Linked DNA regions of Homo sapiens: region 1 is linked to region 2. A link is a loop called in an ENCODE intact Hi-C map of the cell type or tissue named here. Cell type or tissue: B cell. All regions are shown on one strand. Links, peaks and the distances in the headings refer to the core of each region. The heading gives the core; the rest is flanking DNA. Region 1 overlaps MBNL1 (muscleblind like splicing regulator 1). Region 2 overlaps LINC02917 (long intergenic non-protein coding RNA 2917).

Evidence for each region. Peaks named below come from ENCODE experiments on the same cell type or tissue, not always from the same donor. Only the 100,000 strongest peaks of a DNase experiment are listed, where the experiment ranks them.
Region 1: it touches region 2 in a loop (2.5-fold over the local background); 3 of 110 quality-filtered maps call a loop at or near these places.

The regions. Positions count from the first base shown.
Region 1 is chr3:152,375,399-152,378,325 of GRCh38, reverse strand. The region is part of intron 2 of MBNL1 (muscleblind like splicing regulator 1); the gene reads right to left. Among named protein-coding and RNA genes, the nearest start is that of MBNL1-AS1, 110 kb to the right of the region's middle. In B cell, for the core only: no CTCF peak of the experiment used is centred there; DNase peaks (open chromatin) are centred at 1,445 and 2,595; H3K4me3 peaks cover 972 bases; H3K27ac peaks cover 2,352 bases.
Region 2 is chr3:152,182,299-152,185,225 of GRCh38, reverse strand. All of the region lies in intron 1 of LINC02917 (long intergenic non-protein coding RNA 2917), which reads left to right. The region is part of intron 1 of LOC101928166 (a long non-coding RNA gene); the gene reads left to right. Among named protein-coding and RNA genes, the nearest start is that of LINC02917, 22 kb to the left of the region's middle. In B cell, for the core only: a CTCF peak has its summit at 1,566 (motif pointing left); a DNase peak (open chromatin) is centred at 1,555; H3K4me3 peaks cover 294 bases.

The sequences.
Region 1 (2,927 bases), core at 219-2,718, 190 kb before region 2:
GTCTTGCTTTATCACTCAGGCTGGAGTGCAGTGGTGAAATTGTGCCTCATTTCAGCCTCTAATTCCTAGGCTCAAGTGATCCTCCCACCTCAGCCTCCCAAGTAGCTAGAAAACACACCTAGTGAATTGTTTTTTTGTTTTGTTTTGTTTTTGTAGAGATGAGGTCTTGCTATGTTGCCCAGGCTGGTCTCGATCTCCTGGCCTCAAGCAATCTTCCTGCCTTGGCTTCTCAAAGCACAGGGATTACAGGAATGAGCCATCCCACATGGCCTGAAACATTCTTAATATAGTTAGTCCTCACTTAACATCACCAATAGGTTCTTAGAAACTGTTACTTTACATAAAACAATATACAGCAGGTCCTCAAATAATATCGTTTCCTTCAAGGTCATTTAGTTATAACACTAATGAGAAAAACAATTGGTTTTGTTATACTCCATTTCATGTCAAGTCATAGTTTCCAAGAATCCACGGAAGACAGTAAGCGAAGATTTCCTATACCTTATCCTTGTGTCCATCATTTGATAGCTCAACCTATTATGAAACAATAGATTAACATGATAGATCTGATCATAGATCAAATTTAGGTCACTGTAGAAGTCAGTTAATTTACTCAATGTTAAATAATTTTAAACAATACCAAAGATTCTGAAACATGAATGTGGCCTCCAAATATGTTAATGTGTGTCACAATATAGGTTTCAATTCCATCAACAATTTGCCTTTGAACACATAATGACAACAAACATTTCTTGCTATATAATGTGTACTATACACAGTTCTAAGAGCTTCACATGTATTAGACCCTAAAATTCTATTCAATAGGCCTTTTATTGTCCCCAAATAAGAGATAATACAATATAAATTAACAGGTTAATTTACTAACGGTCTATGGCTGACGAGTGGAGGTGTTGGGGCTTGAATTTAATTTCGGTTCTATAACCACCTGATGGGTCCTAGCTATTACACGACTTCTATATGATCTACAGGTTCAGGTCTCTGCAGACAGTATAGAGGACAGCAGTAGGTAGTTTCAAATCAACCCAGATTCAAAGGCCCACATAAAAACAAGGACCAGGCCAATTCAATGAAAAAAGCATCTTATCTAAGCATAATTCTATTAAATGTAGTAAAATATCATCTTATCAAAAATGAGAAAACCTTTGAAAAAAGGAACAACCACAACCATCATTAATGGCTTCTCACTCACAATGAAAATCTTTCAACTACTTGGAATAGCCTCACTGTTTTTGCTGTATTATCCTCACTGCCACAGTTTTGGGGCTTTGTTTTAAAACAACAAGTTCGCATGTAAATCACTAGCCACAAACTCAACTTCATGTAACATTTTAAGTCTAGGGGAAGTACGGGGAAAAGGGAACAAAAGGGAAAAGAGGAAGTGAGGAAATGAAACTAGCAAAAAATAGGGAACAAAAAGCATGCAGACTTCAGGTGAAGCAGCGAGACCCATTTTCCCCAAGAAGAGATATATATGTATGTGTGTGTGTATGTGTGTGTGTGCGCATGCACGTGTGTGTGTGCGTATATATATAGAGAGAGTGCGTGGCACCCCTCAGCTCATCTGCTAGGAGATGGACGTGCAGCTAATGACATGAGGCTTCTGCATTCTTTACAGCAGCTCTTATTCCTAAAAACATACTATTAGCCAAAAAAAAATGTTCTTTAGATTCCTTGGGCTTTTGCTCTCCTCTTAGCTATATTTAATATATGATCATCTACATAACAATCTGACAAATGGAAAATTTCCAACAACCATTAGTCAGCAAGTCTTGTCCACCATAAACATCACATTTTACTTCTAAAACAGCTTCTTATTTTACGGATGAACCACACATAACTACACTCTCAAGAGCTTCTTTTTTAAGAGAGTCTAACTATGAAGAGAAAACTATATCACTGTATTAGACAAAAGATTAAAACAATGGAGATAAACAATTAAAGCATAATTCAATGTATGTTTCCTCGAGATAATATGTGAGACTTTTCTGAGACATCTGAGTCAAATACTTGTATAATCCGAAAAAGTTAACAAAATATAGTCTTTTCTCAAGAAAAAAATCTTACATTTTAAATATTTCTATCATAAATAGAAACTATTTCTGAACTTGAAAACTTTTGTAAAGTATGTCATACTACACTTAAAACTAAAAACTTATTAATATATTCATGCATCTTATAGTTGGAATATAAGATACCATGGGTATGATACCGGCCTGACAGTATGAGTTCTGAGCAGAAATATATAAAGAAAAATGGAGAAATTTATCCAGGAAACAAAGAATTGGTATCTAAACTTAGATTTTTCTGAAGGCTAAAGGGAAATAAATGTGGCTAACATTGCATCTCAAAATCTGGTTAATACTGTTGTTTAATTTAAGGATATATCTTATTCTTATTAAACAACAGTATTAAACCAGTTGGAAAATATTCCTTTCAAGATGGAAAAAGATATAGAAATTTAAGTACTCAGTCTTTTTTTTTTTTTGAGACAAGGTCTTGGCTCCATCACCCCGGCTGGAGTGTAGCAGAGCAATCACGACTCACTGCAGCCTCAACCTCCAGGGCTTAAGCAATCCCCCCACCTCAGACTCCCAAGTAGCTAGGACTACAGGCACACATCGAAGACCTGGCTAACTTTTTTGTTTTGTTTGTAGATATTGAGAAGAATAGCCTGGGGCTTACTGGTTTCATTGCTGAATTTTTACCAAACATGTGAAGAAGACCTAATACCAATCACTATGTTGCTCAGGCTGGTCTTGAACTCTGGCCTCAAGTGATCCTCCCCACTTGGCCTCCCAAAGTGCTGGGATTACAGGCATGAGCCACCACACCCAGATCTAAATCTTTATTATTATAATCATTATTTATTTTTACAAGTACCTTATACAAGATGCTATAAATATTTG
Region 2 (2,927 bases), core at 184-2,683:
AATTCGGACTTTCCTTACTTCCCTACTTTCCTTACTTCACTACTAAACTATAATAGTAGAAAGTTTCCTTAGGGCAATTTCACTCTTAAATATGATAACTCTTGAATTTTACATGGACTTATGCAAAAAAAAAAAATCCAAAGCTTCTTATCTGTATGAAATGAGGAAGTTTGGCAGTGGATGGAGACAGCATGTGTCTTGAGGGATGGGGAGGGTATGGGATGGTTTGGGACTATAGCTCAAAGTCTTGTGTTTCAAAGATGAACTTTCTTTAAAACTCTTGCTTAGGCATAAGTTCATAGGATTTTGAGAATGGTTTTTATCCAAGTCTTTAAGTATAATTGATTCTTTGGGAAAATGTTACTCGGCTATTTCTTAAAATTGCTGACCCACTCCCACATATGTGAGTACTCATATCCCATTTAAAAAGCATGGAAAAGAGGCAGGGGCAGTGAGAATTGACTTCATGGAAAGTCTTTCATGACTATAAAGTAAAATCATATGCAGGACTCAACTTTTATGCAATTTTCTTGCCAATGTTATTAGGTGGTCAACATATTACCAACCTGCCCTAACAAACAAAATCTGCAGGAAGGGCTCTTGGTTATGTGTTGAAAAAAAGGTGGAAGGAGGAGGGGAGTAGAGTGAGGCCACTCCTATCTGGTGTATACAATAATACCCTCACTCCATTAGAAGAACTCAGGGGTCTAAATAGATTCAGTATTTAGTAGGAAGAATGAAGAGGATATAACTAGACCTTTGTGAGGACATCATTTTACTTTCCTCTAACATAGAGGTTGGATTGTTCTACATGTGTATTTTAAAAGATTATATAACCCACCACTTAGAAGGTACGAATAGAGCAAAAGAACAAGAGGCTGTAAGGACATAGAAGCAAAAAGATTTCTCCTAGTGGGGCCCATGCTGAAAGTTCAGCTATAGCTGTGAATGTTTCCTCATTGTTTGGTTCAGCTCATCAATACAGCTAATGAGGATTTGGAAGCAGATCTGATTATTTCAAAAATTAGGAAGCAAAGTAGGTTTACTGTAAAAATGTCCTTTTAATTTATTTTTCCAGGACATTGCAATGCGGGAAGCAGGTGATAGGATGGGATTTTGAGTCTAATTGAGGAGAGGGAATCCTAATATAACAGGAGTCAAAAACTTTACTGTAACTCAGAGAGGCGAAGACAACCAATACTCACCAGGAGTTGGGAAGAGACTACTAAATACCAAGCCGAATTTAAAACTTAGCTCAATTGGATAATTCATATGATTTCTCTATGTCATTAATACCGTTTCTCTGGAAAAAGAGAAAGCTTAGTTTGATCAGCTTTTCTTCCTAAATGTATCTACAGAGCAGTGTCTTCTTTCTGCCTTGTCACTACTTGTTCATTCGGCACTTTGTATGGATTTGTGGCTGTGGTGGAGTGGTGCACACTCTAGTCTCTCTGACAGCTTGGTAAGAGTCTAGTGGATGGATAAAGAAATGGATAACCCAGTTCATTTCCTGATGCTGCTATAGGCCCCTCGATGTCAAGTTGTAAAGCTCACTTGGGCTCCATCTGGTGGTCTACTCTGCTGCGCTTTCCATAAAGCCACCTTGTCCCTGCCAAAACCATCCCATCTGCCAAAGTCCACACCCGATTCTCAACCACTTTAAGAGAAGTTTTCTATACAACCTGTTTAAGTTGTATGGAAACCAAAGGTGACTAGGAAAGGTAAATCTTAAGACTTTCTTCCACCTGACAAGATCACAGATTGGTATGGATAACCAAAGGCTCAAGATTTGGAAACGTTTCTGATAGTCTTGCTCTCCTGTTAATCAACATATTTTTTCTCTCCTCTTCTATCTTCCTATCTCCCCTTCTTTGTGCCATCTTCTGGGAATTTCTCCCTCTGTTCCAAACTCTTTTATAACTCTGATCTCCTCTCAAACCTTATGGAGACAAGGACATTTTCTCTGCACTGGAGAAAACTCTGATACTGATCTTCCAGGCTTGGTTATTGAAATACAAAACGGTAAGAAAAACAGATTTTTAAAAAAGTTTATTGGATCATTTTTCAAGATAATGTAGTGGCTTGCAAGACACTTTTCTTACTGCATTATCTTATTTGCATAACAGCAGTGAAATATCTCTTTTCATTCCCACCGCAATAAATGGTTTCTTTTTGTAATACATTTTAGTCTTCCTCCAGCAGATGGATAGTTTAGGTCTATTAGTGCAAAGCTGATGAGTTCATGTATTTAGGAAGACAAATTAATATTTGTCTTGTTAATATTTCCAAGAGATCGGGTGCTATATCTAGACTTCTCTTTTCCAGCTTTGATCCAGAGAAGGAACATGTTTGATAAATGATAACAATACCAAGTCAGTACACTCTTGTTCTGTTTCCTTTGTGGGTACCTAAGGAAGAAATTGCTGTGTAGGGTATCCTAGCCCAATGCAGGGGAGCCTTAGTGCAATTATGAGGGCACAGTGGCATGGTCATGCATACAGAATTTGTAGGGTCATCCCAGAGGCTCTTTCATTTCCTATGTGCTGTGGACATTGTGTTGAGAGCAAAGGAGATGGGTGGGTTGCCATTTAGGAGGCTGTTTTAGGAGGTAGAAATAGTAGATGGGTCTATATACAGGAAAAGCTGAATCAAGAGGAAACTGAATCAATAAGAAAACTGAATCAAGCAGGTAAAGAAATAGCATGCTTCACTGTAGCAAAAAATTACAAACTTTTGTCCTGGAGGCCAGCAAGACACTTAGGTAGTAGGAAGTCAAAGACTGGACACTGGAGACCCATGGATGTCATTGAAGGCCCACTGTGAAGCCAGGTGATTGCACTCTCTTGCTAAAGACACCAAGTCTCCCAAGCCACATACTTCTTCCTCCAGATATTATATATCACTTCAGAGGTAGAAGACAAGGGAGA